Linked DNA regions of Homo sapiens: region 2 is linked to region 1. A link is a contact called in ENCODE Hi-C data. All regions are on one chromosome and are shown on one strand. The core of a region is the stretch at or near the end of the contact, and the rest is flanking DNA. Distances in the headings are between cores, read along the strand shown. Region 1 has its middle 42 kb from the start of FAM3C. Region 2 holds the start of POT1 (protection of telomeres 1).

Region 1 (6,779 bases), core at 2,735-5,234:
TGAACTTACTGTGAACAAAATCCCTGGCTTTTTTCCCACATCTTAGGCCAGTCAACATGGCTCTTTCAAAACATACCTGAATATAATTGGTTTATTTGTGTACACTTTTTTTATTGGCTCCACACAAATGTGCTACCTAGGATGCTAGAAACAGGTGGGTTGTCTTTCCTGTGTCTGTATTTAGGCCTTTATAAATTTCTATATATGTAAACTGTCCTCTCCTTTTAATATCCATCTATCTCTCCCCACAGATGACTAATAGAAACCTTATCCACCTTCAGCTGAAAAGCTCCCTTCTCTCTTTTTCTTTATTTTACGATTTTGTGCAAAAGCCCATTACCCACCCCTTAAAACTCTCTGAAATTTTGATTCTACCCATCCCAAGCTCATCTCTCCCTATGCAAAATCCTTCCCTCTATGACTCTCTTTGGCAACAATGCATTTGTAGGAAGAAGACAAAATTCCTATTAAAAAAGATGACTCAAGCTTGCTTCCATAATATAGGTCAGCCATATCCTGATGATTTTGTTGTTTAGTTTCATTTAGTTAAATGTAGGTAGGCCCTAGAGCTCAGTTAGAATTGGAATGGTTGAGAGAATGAAGAAATAAAATTCTTTGCATAATTAAGAATTGTTAAAAAAAAATGTTCCCTTGGAAGACAAGGGAGACAAAGAATTGGGGATCCTAGGACTGGAAGAGAAGCTTTAGAAGAAAGATTTAAATAGAGGGCAAGAAAGCCCTGAGGGGAAAAAAAGAGAAAGTGAAAGTAAGAATACCCCTCTGATAAGGATATTTAGGGCACTTTAAAAAAAGTAATAGTGCTGAAGAGGTTGTTTATGAGTGCACCAACCAGCCACCTCTGTCCCTTTCCCGGATGATCCCGAAAATGAAGCTTCCTGGCCAGGAAAACAAAACGGCCGTGGTTGTGGGAACCATAACAGATGACGTGTGGGTTCAGGAGGTGCCCAAACTGAAGGTGTGTGCACTGGGCGTGACCAGCCGGGCCCGCAGCCACATCTTCAGGGTGGGGGGCAAGAACCTCACTTTCGACCAGCTGGCCCTGGACTCCCCCAAGGTCTGCGGCACCGTCCTGCTCTCAGGTCCTCGCAAGGGTCGAGAGGTGTACTGGCATTTCGACAAGGCCCTGGGAACCCCACACAGCCACACCAAACCCTACGTCCGCTCCAAGGGCCGGAAGTTCGAGTATGCCAGAGGCCAAGGGGCCAGCCAAGGCTACAAAAACTAACCCTGGATCCTACCTTCTTTTTTCTTTTTTTTTAATTTTTTATTATTATACTTTAAGTTCTAGGGTACATGTGCACAATGTGCAGGTTTGTTACATATGTATACATGTGCCATGTTGGTGTGCTGCACCCATTAATTCGTCATTTACATTAGGTATATCTCCTAATGATATCCCTCCCCCCTCCCCCCATCCCACGACAGGCCCCAGTGTGTGATGTTCCCCTTCCTGTGTCCAAGTGTTCTCATTGTTCCATTCCCACCTATGAGTGAGAACATGCGGTGTTTGGTTTTTTGTCCTTGCGACAGTTTGCTGAGAATGATGGTTTCCAGCTTCATCCATGTCCCTACAAAGGACATGAACTCATCATTTTTTATAGCTACATAGTATTCCATGGTGTGTATGTGCCACATTTTCTTAATCCAGTCTATCACTGATGGACTTTTGGGTTGGTTCCAGGTCTTTGCTATTGTGAATAGTGCCACAATAAACATACGTGTGCATGTGTCTTGATAGCAGCATGAGTTATAATCCTTTGGGTATATACCCAGTAATGGGATTGCTGGGTCAAATGGTATTTCTAGTTCTAGATTCTTGAGGAATCGCCATGCTGTCTTCCACAATGGTTGAACTAGTTTACAGTCCCACCAACAGTGTAAAAGTGTTCCTATTTCTCCACATCCTCTCCAGCACCTGTTTCCTGACTTTTTAATGATCGCCATTCTAATGGTGTGAGACGGTATCTCATTGTGGTTTTGATTTGCATTTCTCTGATGGCCAGTGATGATGAGCATTTTTTCAAGTGTCTGTTGGCTGTGTAAATGTCTTCTTTTGAGAAGTGTCTGTTCATATACTTCACCCACTTTTTGATGGGGTTGTTTTTTTCTTGTAAGTTTGTTTGAGTTCTTTGTAGATTCTGGATATTAGTCCTTTGTCAGATGAGTAGATTGCAAAAATTTTCTCCCATTCTGTAGATCGCCTGTTCACTCTGATGGTAGTTTCTTTTGCTGTGCAGAAGCTCTTTAGTTTAATTAGATCCCACTTGTCAATTTTGGATTTTGTTGCCATTGCTTTTGGTGTTTTAGACATGAAGTTCTTGCCTATGCCTATGTCCTGAATGGTATTGCCTAGGTTTTCTTCTAGGGTTTTTATGGTTTTAGGTCTAACATTTAAGTCTTTAATCCACCTCGAATTAATTTTTGTATAAGGTGTAAGGAAGGGATCCAGTTTCAGCTTTCTACACATGGCTAGCCAGTTTTCCCAGCACCATTTATTAAATAGGGAATCCTTTCCCCATTGCTTGTTTTTTTCAGGTTTGTCAAAGATCAGATGGTTGTAGATGTGTGGTATTATTTCTGAGGGTTCTGTTCTGTTCCATTGGTCTATATCTCTGTTTTGGTACCAGTACCATGCTGTTTTGGTAACTGTAGCCTTGTAGTATAGTTTGAAGTCAGGTAGCGTGATGCCTCCAGCTTTGTTCTTTTGGCTTAGGATTGTCTTCACAATGCGGGCTCTTTTTTGGTTTCATATGAACTTTAAAGTAGTTTTTTCCAATTCTGTGAAGAAAGTCTTTGGTAGCTTGATGGGGATGGCATCGAATCTATAAATTACCTTGGGCAGTATGGCCATTTTCATGCTATTGATTCTTCCTATCCATGAGCAGGGAATGTTCTTCCATTTGCCTGTATCCTCTTTTATTTCGTTGAGCAGTGGTTTGCAGTTCTCCTTGAAGAGTTCCTTCACATCCCTTGTAAGTTGGATTCCTAAGTATTATATTCTCTTTGAAGCAATTGTGAATGGGAGTTCACTCATGATTTGGCTCTCTGTCTGTTATTGGTGTATAAGAATGCTTGTGATTTTTCCACATTGATTGTGTATCCTGAGACTTTGCCTAAGTTGCTTATCAGCTTAAGGAGATTTTGGACTGAAACGATGGGGTTTTCTAAATATACAATCATGTCATCTGCAAACAGGGACAATTTGACTTCCTCTTTTCCTAATTGAATATCTTTATTTCTTTCTCCTGCCTGATTGCCCTGGCCAGAACTTCCAACACTATGTTGAATAGGAGAGGTCAGAGAGGGCATGGGTCCCACACCCACGAAGCCTCGCTCATTGCTAGCACAGCAGACTGAGATGGAACTGCAAGGCGGCAGCGAGGGTGGGGGAGGGGCGCCTGCCATTGCTGAGGCTTGAGCTGGTAAACAAAGCAGCTGGGAAGCTCGAACTGGGTGGAGCCCACCGCAGCTCAAGGAGGCCTGCCTGCCTTAGTAGACTCCACCTCTGGGGGCAGGGCATACCCGAACAAAAGACGCAGAAACCTCTGCAGACTTAAATGTCCCTATGTGACAGCTTTGAAGAGAGTAGTGGTTCTCCCAGCATGGAGTTTGAGATCTGAGAACGGACAGACTGCTTACCTTCTTATTAAAAAGATTTTGGATGCTGACCAAAAGTAATATCTGTGGTCAAGAAGGATTAGGGGAACTATCTTTATCTAGTCAGAGACCAGAGACCCTCTCTTTTATCTGGTCAGAGATCCTCCTTTTCTGCACCATTTTCTAATGGAATGTATAAAATGTGAAGCTACGTATACTTGTACTTGTTACAACAGAGAGAGCAAGTTCATCTCTGTAAATTACTAAGATAAGTAAAGGAAAGAATGTTAACTGAAACTATTAATCATGAGTTGAGAACTGAGAGAGTTCCAGAGAAGAGTTGTCATAGCACTAAGTGAAAGCCATTTATCAATGTGGAAGGCATGAGTGCAAATATGTAGGGAGGCTCTTCATATAAATAAAAAGGAAAGGATCTGCACCCTGGAGGAAGGTTCCAGCTGATATGATAAGGGGGGTGACTTCATATATCAGATCATCCATTTGAGGAGATAAAAATCTGGAATAATGTGCCCCAAGACAGACTCCCTCTTCAGAATTCTGTGAAGGTGCCTTCTTTAGAGCCACTTGGAGTTGTCTTGTTCCCTTTCGGGTTTTTTTTTTTTTTTTTCCTAAGACGAGGTCTCACTGGAGTGCAATGGCACGGTTATAGCTCACTACTGCAGCCTCCAACTCTTGAGTTCAAGCAATCCTCATACCTCAACCTCCTGAGAAGCTAGGACTACAGGTGGACACCACCATGCCTGACTAATTTTTATCATTTTTTTAGTCGAGACGAAGTCTTGCTATGTTGCCCAGGCTGGTCTCAAATACCTGGGCTCAAGCAATCCTCCTGTCTGAGCCTCCCAAAGTGCTGAGATTACAAGCATGAGCCACTGCACCTGGCCTGGCCTGTTGTCTTTAGGAATCCTTATTGTATCACCTTTCTCCCCTTCATTTCGTTCCTCTATCTTTTGTTCTTCAGAGAAACACAGGGGTGTGGGAAATAATAAGCAACCCATTAAGCAGTCATTTAAAGAAGCCAAGTTCTAATTTTTTCTAGATTCTTAAGATCATATTGGCACTATTTGTCTAACAAAGAAAGTTAATTGCAACCTTAATATAGTTTTTAAAATTACTTACTGTCTGTGATCCAAATAAAATGTAAGCAATATGAAGACAAGGATTTTATCCTTATTGTTCAATGCTTTGTGCCCAGCACCTAGAAAAATGTCTAGACGATGTGATAGGAGTTATTAAGAAATTATTTTAGGCAGATAGAGAGGAAAAGGGGTCCTTGGGAAGTTTTCATTTTTTTAAAAAGCATCTCCAGAAAAGTTTCCTGTAAAGCCCCTGCTCTTAGAGCCAGGCTGGCAACCTTTGATATGCAAAAACAGGCCATTAGAAACTGGGTCCACCCAAACATAGTGATTCCCAGGGTCTTCTTGACCTTGCCCCACATGTTCCTGGTAACATGGCCACCCCCACATATCCCCACGTGTGTAGAACATCATGGCGCCCTTCATTTGCATATTAGGGTGGGAGGGCCAGCTTTTTCATGGGTTACATGAATGACATGCCTGGTCAAACCAATCCCCTGAGTCCTATGCAAATCAGACACCGCTTCCTCCAGCCTCTGCATATATCTGGCTGGTATCCATCGCACTTGGGGTTGGTTCCCTCTCTCTACTTTGGAGCACGGCTCCCTCTCTGTACGGGGGAGCTTCTTCCTTCTGCCTTCTTCCTTCTTTCTTGCCTATTAAACTCTCCGCTCCTTAAAACCACTCCATGTCTGTCCATGTCGTTTTATCTAATTCGACTCCAGACGAAGAACCTGTTGTTCCTCCACTCATTGGAGCTGTATCAATGATAGGTGTTAAAAACTATTTACTAAATGGGATGAATGAATTTTCCTATGTCTCTATTATTCTCAAACCTTAGGCAGGTATCTATTACCTGCCTAAGAGCCCAGTGTTAGTGGTGCTTTGCTGAATGCAGGTAGGAGAGCAGTGGCCATGTGCAGGGCAAAGGTGACAGCTGCAGGAATCCAGAGCATAAATAGGAGTTAATAATGAAGAGGAGCAGGAATTATGAGTAACAGGAGAACAGGAAGACATGGAAGTATGGCAGTGGAAAGGGAGTGTGCTTTCTTTCCAATAACACATGGATTATGTCACCAGCTAATTATTTGGATTAAAGGAAAGGGTGAACCTGAAAATCAGGAATTTAGGAACAATTGAACGAATAAATTGTAAAAACATTCTTTCACTGTAGACAGACTCCCTTTCAGTTAAGACCTTTATCTCAACTGAAGATTTATAACAAGAGACCTAAACATCAATTACAACTTATTAGATGAAGGCCCAAGTGCAAATTTCACCTTGTCCCATTGTTAGTTCTTAAAACTAGACCAGCCCACCCACACCATGAATTAATGGAAATGGCTGAAGTTTCACCAAGACTGCTTCCATGAACCCTCCTTTTTCTTTTCTTTTTAATTGACAAATAATAATTGCATATATTATTTTTATGGGGTACAATGTGATGTTTTATATATGTTTACATCATGAAATGATCATTTGTCCTCACTTTTTCCTTAATTGCTCTTCATCGCTGGTCCATGCTCTACCCAATTCTTGGCCCAGCAGTGCTACCGTTGGTCATTTAAATTTGAAATTAGTTATTGATCTTCCCAGCATTTGAATCTTGGTTATACCTTTTGAGAAAAGAGTGCTTGTTTCTGTGATTTTGAATGGGAATCCATGTCCAGGTTGCAAATTCTTGGAAATCTTGACACCAGACATCCTCTGCTGGATTGACCCCAACTTCTCTGTAAAGTAACTTCGGGACAGATTAAGATAATCTATTTTTAAAACCCACAAGATTAAAGCAGATATATGTGAAAGTATTCAGGAAAAGGCAAACAGTAAACATGTGTAATTTGGATTCAACAAAACTTATCTCGAGTGCTTTGTTTATTAAACATTATGGTAGGTGCTGCTATTATGTCCTTTAATGTCTCTTCCCATTCATGTTGGTAAAAACACTTTTTCTCTCTAACAATAACCTGTTGGTCTATTATCTTCCTATACTTGATTTGAAGAGAGATGAGTAGTAATTTTCTTCCTCGTTTTCTTGTTTTATTTATTTATTTATTTATTTAT
Region 2 (6,779 bases), core at 2,013-4,512, 3.5 Mb before region 1:
GATTACAGGTGTGAGCCACTGTGCCTGGCCTAGGATATTTTAAATAATAAATTAAAAAGATTTATTATTAAAGTACAAAAGCTTTTGAGAGACCTCTTCAATGGATAATAATGTTTTCTCAATTTGTGGTACCTAATATTATGTTTTAAAAATATCTTTATTTTGCTTCCTAGTATGCACTGAGTGATTACATGCTTTACCATTTAAATTTGTAACTTAAACATACATTTGAGAAAAAATTATGTTTGATTTATCTCCTGGCTCAGCTACATAACAATATAAAAATTTGATGCTTTATTGAAATAGGATTTTACAAATCCATTTAGATGTTCATTAGGATTGGGCAGAAAGAATATTAGACACAAGGAAATGAACTCCAACTAATGTAGCCTAGCTATTATTCCTAGAAAATCTCAGGAGTAAGAAGATGATATTGTCAGGCTCTAGAGATGCAACCTGATGATAACAGCTTGCAGGACAGATGGACTGCAAACAGGAATGGGTTAATCACCCCACAATTAATGCAAAGGAAATGAATTTGAAGTGCTGGACATGTTAGGCAATTCAATTTTACATGTAGACATTAACAAGTAAATAGTAAAGGATAATATGAAAATGCTATGAGAGGGAAGATGTGTCAGAAATTTGCAGACTAATTTCTTTCACGTTTGATTTATTTATGATAACTATACTGAATCCTTATATTTATACATCACTTAAAAATTACCCATTTTGCTTTTAGTCTTCATTATTTATTAATGAAAATTTAATTTTAACTTTTCTTAAAATGAACATTTTTACATTGCAGATTTTATATAAAAACTTTTTTCATTGAACCTTTAAAAGTCATAACTTCTAATAACAATTACATTAATTGTTAGCCTTAGAGTAGCTTTTTTATGCTGCTTCAACAGGCATAGAACAATAGTAATGGATTGTTTTGGCATTAATATGTCTTCATTGCCTTATTCAGTTGATTCAATCTCTTTTTTTCCTCTCTTATTATCTTAAATTGTACTGTATATTCATGAGCAATTTTCTTCATTTGTGGAAATTAATTGCTAATGTGAGGGAAAGCATTACAGGCTCTGGAGCCTCTGCCACTAATTGGGAGATTATGCAGAAGAAATAAGATTGGAAGTTACTTGAACGTGTAGGAAGTGTTGTGTCCCACAGGAACTGAGAACAACCACTTTAACAAAATAAAAGGACTTACGTATACCTCTATTAGACATCTTCATCACATTCTACAGAACATGGATACTTACAGGCTAAACAGATTATGAGAAATTTTAAAAGATTCAGTTGGTAGAAGGTAAGAGGAAAACTAGGACCATGTTGTAGCACAAAGAATGTTTTCAAAAATATGAGACTAAAAATGTCCTTTTGGGTTAGCAATAAAGAGTTCTTCAGTGGTTTTTCTAAGGGCAGTTTAAGTGTAATGGGGTGGTGGGGGGCAGGGGTGGGATGGAGGGGTGGAAGTCAGAAGTAAGATAAACAGTTTTCCTCAGCATTTGTTCATTCAACAAATATTTAGTACCCACAGAGGAGTGTGAGACTGACTGGGCAACATAGTGAGAACTCGTCTCCACAAAATTTTTTTAAAAAATTAGCCGGGTGTGGTGGCCTGTGCCTGTAGTCCCAGCTACTTAGAAGGCTGAGGCCAGAGGATAGCTTGAGCCCAGGAGTTCCAGGCTGCAGCGAGCTATGATCTCGCCACTGCACTTCAGCCTGGGCGACAGAGCAAGAGCCTGGGAGAATGTGTTTAAATGGTGACGGGAAAGAATGAATAAAAGAAGGAAAGCTTAAAATACATTAAGAGAAAATATATTGATGATGATGGAAGGGAGATGAAATTGGTCAGGGTCCAAAGCCCATGTGGAGGGCTTCACATAAAAAGGAGGAATAGTATTTCTCAGCCGGATGCAGCCAGAGATGGAAGGAGGATAGCATCTAAACCTTCCCTATAGTTTTCCTCAAATGGACAGCTCCTGAGTTCATGCACTTGTCACCCCGGCTTCTGCGTGGGATATAACTACAGGGATGGGGAGGGGAAACAGGAGATGGGCTAATACTGAATGCTTCCTGTTGATTAAAAAGGCACTTCAAACATAGCTGGCTGGGCACAGTGGCTCATGTCTGTAATCCCAGCACTTTGGGAGGCCAAGGTGGGCGGATCACAAGGTCAGGAGTTCGAGACCAGCCTGGCCAAAATGGGAAACCCCGTCTCTACTAAACAAATACAAAAATTAGCCAGGCATGGTGGCCTGCGCCTGTAATCCCAGCTACTAGGGAGGCTGAGGCAGAAGAATTGCTTGAACCCGGGAGGTGGGGGTTGCAGTTAGCCGAGATTGCGCCATTGCACTCCAGCCTGGTGACAGAGCGAGATTCCGTCTCAAAAAAAAAAAAAAAGTTAGCTATATCCTCCTGCAAATATGTATATAAAGAAGATATTTTAGTTCAAATTAGCCTTGGAAATATTCATGTAATTCTTTATTACATTTAGTTTCACACTAGGATGATTTCACTTAAATGATTGAAGGCATATATCTGGAATTAGCAGAGAATTCATGTTTAACAATTTATCATTATAAATGATAAATTATAATATTTATCAATTATAAGTTATAATAAATATTAAATAAACTATAATAAACCTATAAAATAAATTATAATAAATATTAATTATACCACAAAATCATGGCCCTATAAAACAATGACAAGGTTAATCAAATCTGTCTGTAAATAGCAAGACTCAATGGTGGCATTATGCCAATGCCCGAAATTACTATAAAAACTCCCAAATAACATTGTTATCCTTGTAAATGCTTCCTTGTAAAGACTGCAGTAGGTGCCTATTTCTTGGAGGAAGAGAACTGGACATTAAAAGAAAGGCTCTGCCTACAGGAGCTTCGAATCTACCAAAGGGAAGCTCAAATCCCGCCCAGCGGACCCGCCCGCTTCCCCTAAGCTTGCCTCCCGCCACGAAAGCTGGAAAGTCACTGGGGGCGGAGCTAAGGGGAGCTGCGAGAATTCCGGGGGATGTGACCGGACTGGGCGGGGCCTGTACCTTGGCCCTGCGCTCCCGTTGACGTCGCATCCTGTCAGTATTTCGCCAAACCTCCAGGCGCCATCAGTGTGTGAACCGTTACGCAGCTGGTCCACCGCGGGCGGAGAACAAGCGACTATGCCCAGGGATCCTGCACGCATGCGTGGAGCTGAACCGTCAGCGTGCGTGTGACGTCACCTGCGCGCCCGCCTAAACTCTTCCTAGGGTTCTTTCTAGAGTACGGGTGAGTGAAATTTGTAAGGTTTGGTGTGTTCATTTGAGTGGGTGCCAGACGTAACGGGCCCGGGATTGAATTAGTTTAGATCAAAATTTGATGTAATTATCGCAGAGAAACGCTTTCTTACGAGTGTTTATCTCGAGCCTGCTGTGTTCAGCATCTTTCTTGGTGTTTTGGGAGAAGCAGACAGGAGTTAAGTCCAAGTCCCCGCCCTCACAGAGCTCAGGTGGCTTGGGGGAAGGTTGGTGCGCAAACATTAAAATTAGATATCGACACTAGTGAGTGTCCCCGTCAAGAGGTCTGTGAAATAAGGTTGAGCCTACGATGCAGAAGTTAATCTCAGTTCAGTAATTTTTGTTTCTTCATTTATTTAGCGGGTGAAGGGAGGGGGCCACAGAAACATGTTGGAGTACGATGCTTTTGGTGCACAGTTTGTCTATACAATATTACAGCTCCCGTGGGGGTTAAAAAAAAACACGATTTTTCAGCCTCCCTCTTCCCCAATAAATTTTACATTTTAAAGCACAATGTTAAAAGCGTTTGTTAGTGACGTTACAGATCTTAAAACTGGCTTTTTGGAGGTACTTTACGCAGCTAAGTAGAAAATGGTTAAGTTTCAGTTCCTTGGAAGAATGTTTTGTATTGATCTTTGCAATAAAATTGTAAAATAATCCATCCTCCTGTCACCCCCCAACCCCGAACCGTGTTAACTATAATAAGGAAAAGCATAACTAAGTCAAAGAGACTTAAAGCAAATTATTGACTTCATTTTGGGTAAAACACTGGTTTTGTATTTTCAGCAGCAAGTTGTCAGATTCCCTAGTTGAATTTGCTTTGGACATCAGTGTGAAGCAGAACTGATATGCCACTTGAATTAATAAAGGAAGTCAATGGGGTGCCTGAAGTTCAGCCGCTGAGTAAATTACATAAAGTAGATTTCGGATCCCTACAGCCAGGTTACAATTATAGCAAGAAATATATTCAGGTAAGAATTTCTATAACTCAGAATGCTTTTTCCTACTAAAAGGAATGCAGTTTTTAAGTGTTGAGTTTATTTATGAGAACTGGTTTAGGTATGGTTTTTATCTTTGTCATAACATTTGAGATTGAATATTTCAATAAGTTATTCTTATTCAGTACTTATTTAGCGAACAATTATCAAATTCGTGTGTGAAACATTGGAGTAAGTTTCTGAGGTACAAAGATGAATAAATATAGTCCCGGAACTAAAGATAATCACATTTCTGTGGGGTCTGACAGATCAATCACCTGATCTCCAATTAAAATTAATAGGTGTGATATTAGCATTGTGATGTGTGAACATGAGAGAGCTTTTGGTTCTGACAGATCACGAAAGTTGAGCTGGAACTTACGGGATAACAGACTGTGCTGTACCTTCCTTTGAGGTAAAAAGCAGTCCTTATGTGCATGTTGAGGAATTTGGATATTACTCTAAAAGCTATGGGAAGTCTTTAGTAGGTTTTAGCAGGAGAAAGACATGATTTACTTTGAGTTCAAAAAACTTTGCTCCTAGGTAGAGAATATATTGGCGAATGCAAGATTAGAGGAAAGATGTTTAGTTAAGAGGCAATTACAGTAATTTAGGTGAGAGTTGATGATGATCTGGGCCAGTGGCAGAGGGGATGATGGGAAGGATATTGAAAAAAGATAGTAATAATAATAACTAAAGTTAACATTCATTGCATTTTTTTCCATGCGTTAGGTAGTTTTTACGTATATTATTTAATCATCACAAAGACCTATGACATAGGTACTGTTATTAAAGACACTGTGTTTCAGAAAGGTTAAGCAATTTGCCTGAGATCATATTGATGATATGAAGTAGAGCAGGAATTTGAATATAGATGATTTCCTTTAGACCTGACAGGATAAAGAAGCAGAATCAGTAGGTCTTAGAGAACAATTAGACTAGAGTGGCAAAGAGAAATTCAGGAAACTTCTGTTTCTAATTCCTAGCCAACAAGGAGAAGAAAATAGGGGGTACATACTTAGGGAGAAACATGATAAGTTCAATTTTGGTCATATTTGAAAGGTCTTTAGAGGTATATAAATAGTAGTGTGCAGTAGGCAAGTGGATTGGGGAGTTTGAAGCCCAAAGGGACTCTCATTTAGATGGGTTTGAGCCAAAGCATAGAAGAGAAGAGAACCATGTTGAAGGAGTCAGTGAAAGAAAGTAGTATGAATAAGTAGCAGAGATGGTCTAGAGAAGGAGGAAGAAACTCAGGAGTCTTTGATACGTAAGAATGCAAGTTTCAATAACACTTGTATAGATTGTTGTCTAGTAGGCACTCTCCTAAATGCTTTGTATATGTAATCTCTTTGTATATGTTCTCTCCTAAGAACTCTAAGTATTATTCTCATTTTATAGCTGGAAAACAAACACAGGTTAAGTGATTTATTCAAGGTCTAATAGCCAGTAAGTGGCTGAGCAGTGATTTGCATTCCCATTGTCTTTGCTACTAAACAGAGCATTATGTTGCTATTAGATGCTCAAAGGTCTGAAAAGTATCTGTTCATTCTAATAACCAAGAAATTATTGATCACTTGGAAAGATTAGTTTTGCTTAAACACTAAGAGCAAATTCATTTTTCAGTAGTTTGAGGATTGAATGTCAGGTGAAAAAATGAAAGCAGAAAATGTCTTTCAAGAAATGAGTTGTGATACTTTTGATAATTTAAACAAAATTTTTAAAATTTATTTTGTAAATAGGTGTGGGAAACAAGTGCAGTTTTGCTATGTTGATATATAGCACTGTGGTAAAGTAAGGGCCTTCAGTGCATCTGTCACTGGAGCAATGCAGCTTGTACCCACCAAGCAACCTCCCATCATCCACTCCACTCCTAATCCCCTACCCCTCCAAGTTTCCATTGTCCATCTCTGTACACTCTGCTTCTGTGTGTACACATTATTTAGTTCACATTTTTGAGTGAGAACATGCAGTATTTCTCTTTCTGTGTCTCAGTTGTTTCATTTAAGATAATGGTCTCCATTTCTATCCATGTTGCTGCAAAAGACATAATTTCATTCTTTTTAATGTCTAAATAGTATTGTGTACATATGTGACTTTTTAAATCCAGTCCTCCATCGATGTACACTTTGGTTGATTGCATATCTTTGTGATTTTGAATACTGCTGTGGTATACATATGAGTGCAGGTCTCTTTTTTATTTAATGATTTCTTTTCCTTTGGGTACATACCCAGTAGTGGGATTGCTGGGTCAAATGGTAGTTCTATTTTTAGTTATTCGAAAACTCATTATACTGTTTTCCATAGAGGTTGTACTAATGTACATTCTCACCGACAGTGTATAACAATTCCTTTTTCTTTGCACCCCAATGTCTGTTTTTTCTTTGTCTTTTTAATACCCATTCTGATTGGTGTAAGGTGATATTTCATTGTGGTTTTAATCTGCATTTTACTGATGATTAGTTATATTGAACATTTTATCATGTGCTTGTTGGCTATTTGTT

Evidence for each region. A loop is a pair of places that touch in the nucleus more often than their neighbours do. Pooled maps may share reads with other maps.
Region 2: a pooled map shows a loop between it and region 1 (8-fold over the local background). The contact joins the promoter of POT1 here to the enhancer-like site in region 1. A Hi-C loop is called at or near these places in 3 of 50 pooled maps.

The regions. Positions count from the first base shown.
Region 1 is chr7:121,435,301-121,442,079 of GRCh38, reverse strand. It overlaps the pseudogene RPL18P4. Among named protein-coding and RNA genes, the nearest start is that of FAM3C, 42 kb to the right of the region's middle. RefSeq lists an enhancer at 3,351-3,645. Within about 2 kb of position 3,984, at least 21 of the 41 ENCODE cell types and tissues checked have a DNase peak (open chromatin) inside an H3K27ac peak, as active enhancers do.
Region 2 is chr7:124,926,308-124,933,086 of GRCh38, reverse strand. POT1 (protection of telomeres 1) reads left to right here and starts at 3,262. Exons shown (of 19, transcript NM_015450.3): 1 at 3,262-3,293; 2 at 4,088-4,272. POT1-AS1 (POT1 antisense RNA 1) reads right to left here and starts at 3,214. Exons shown (of 8, transcript NR_125719.1): 1 at 3,071-3,214. RefSeq lists enhancers at 2,978-3,272, 3,027-3,326.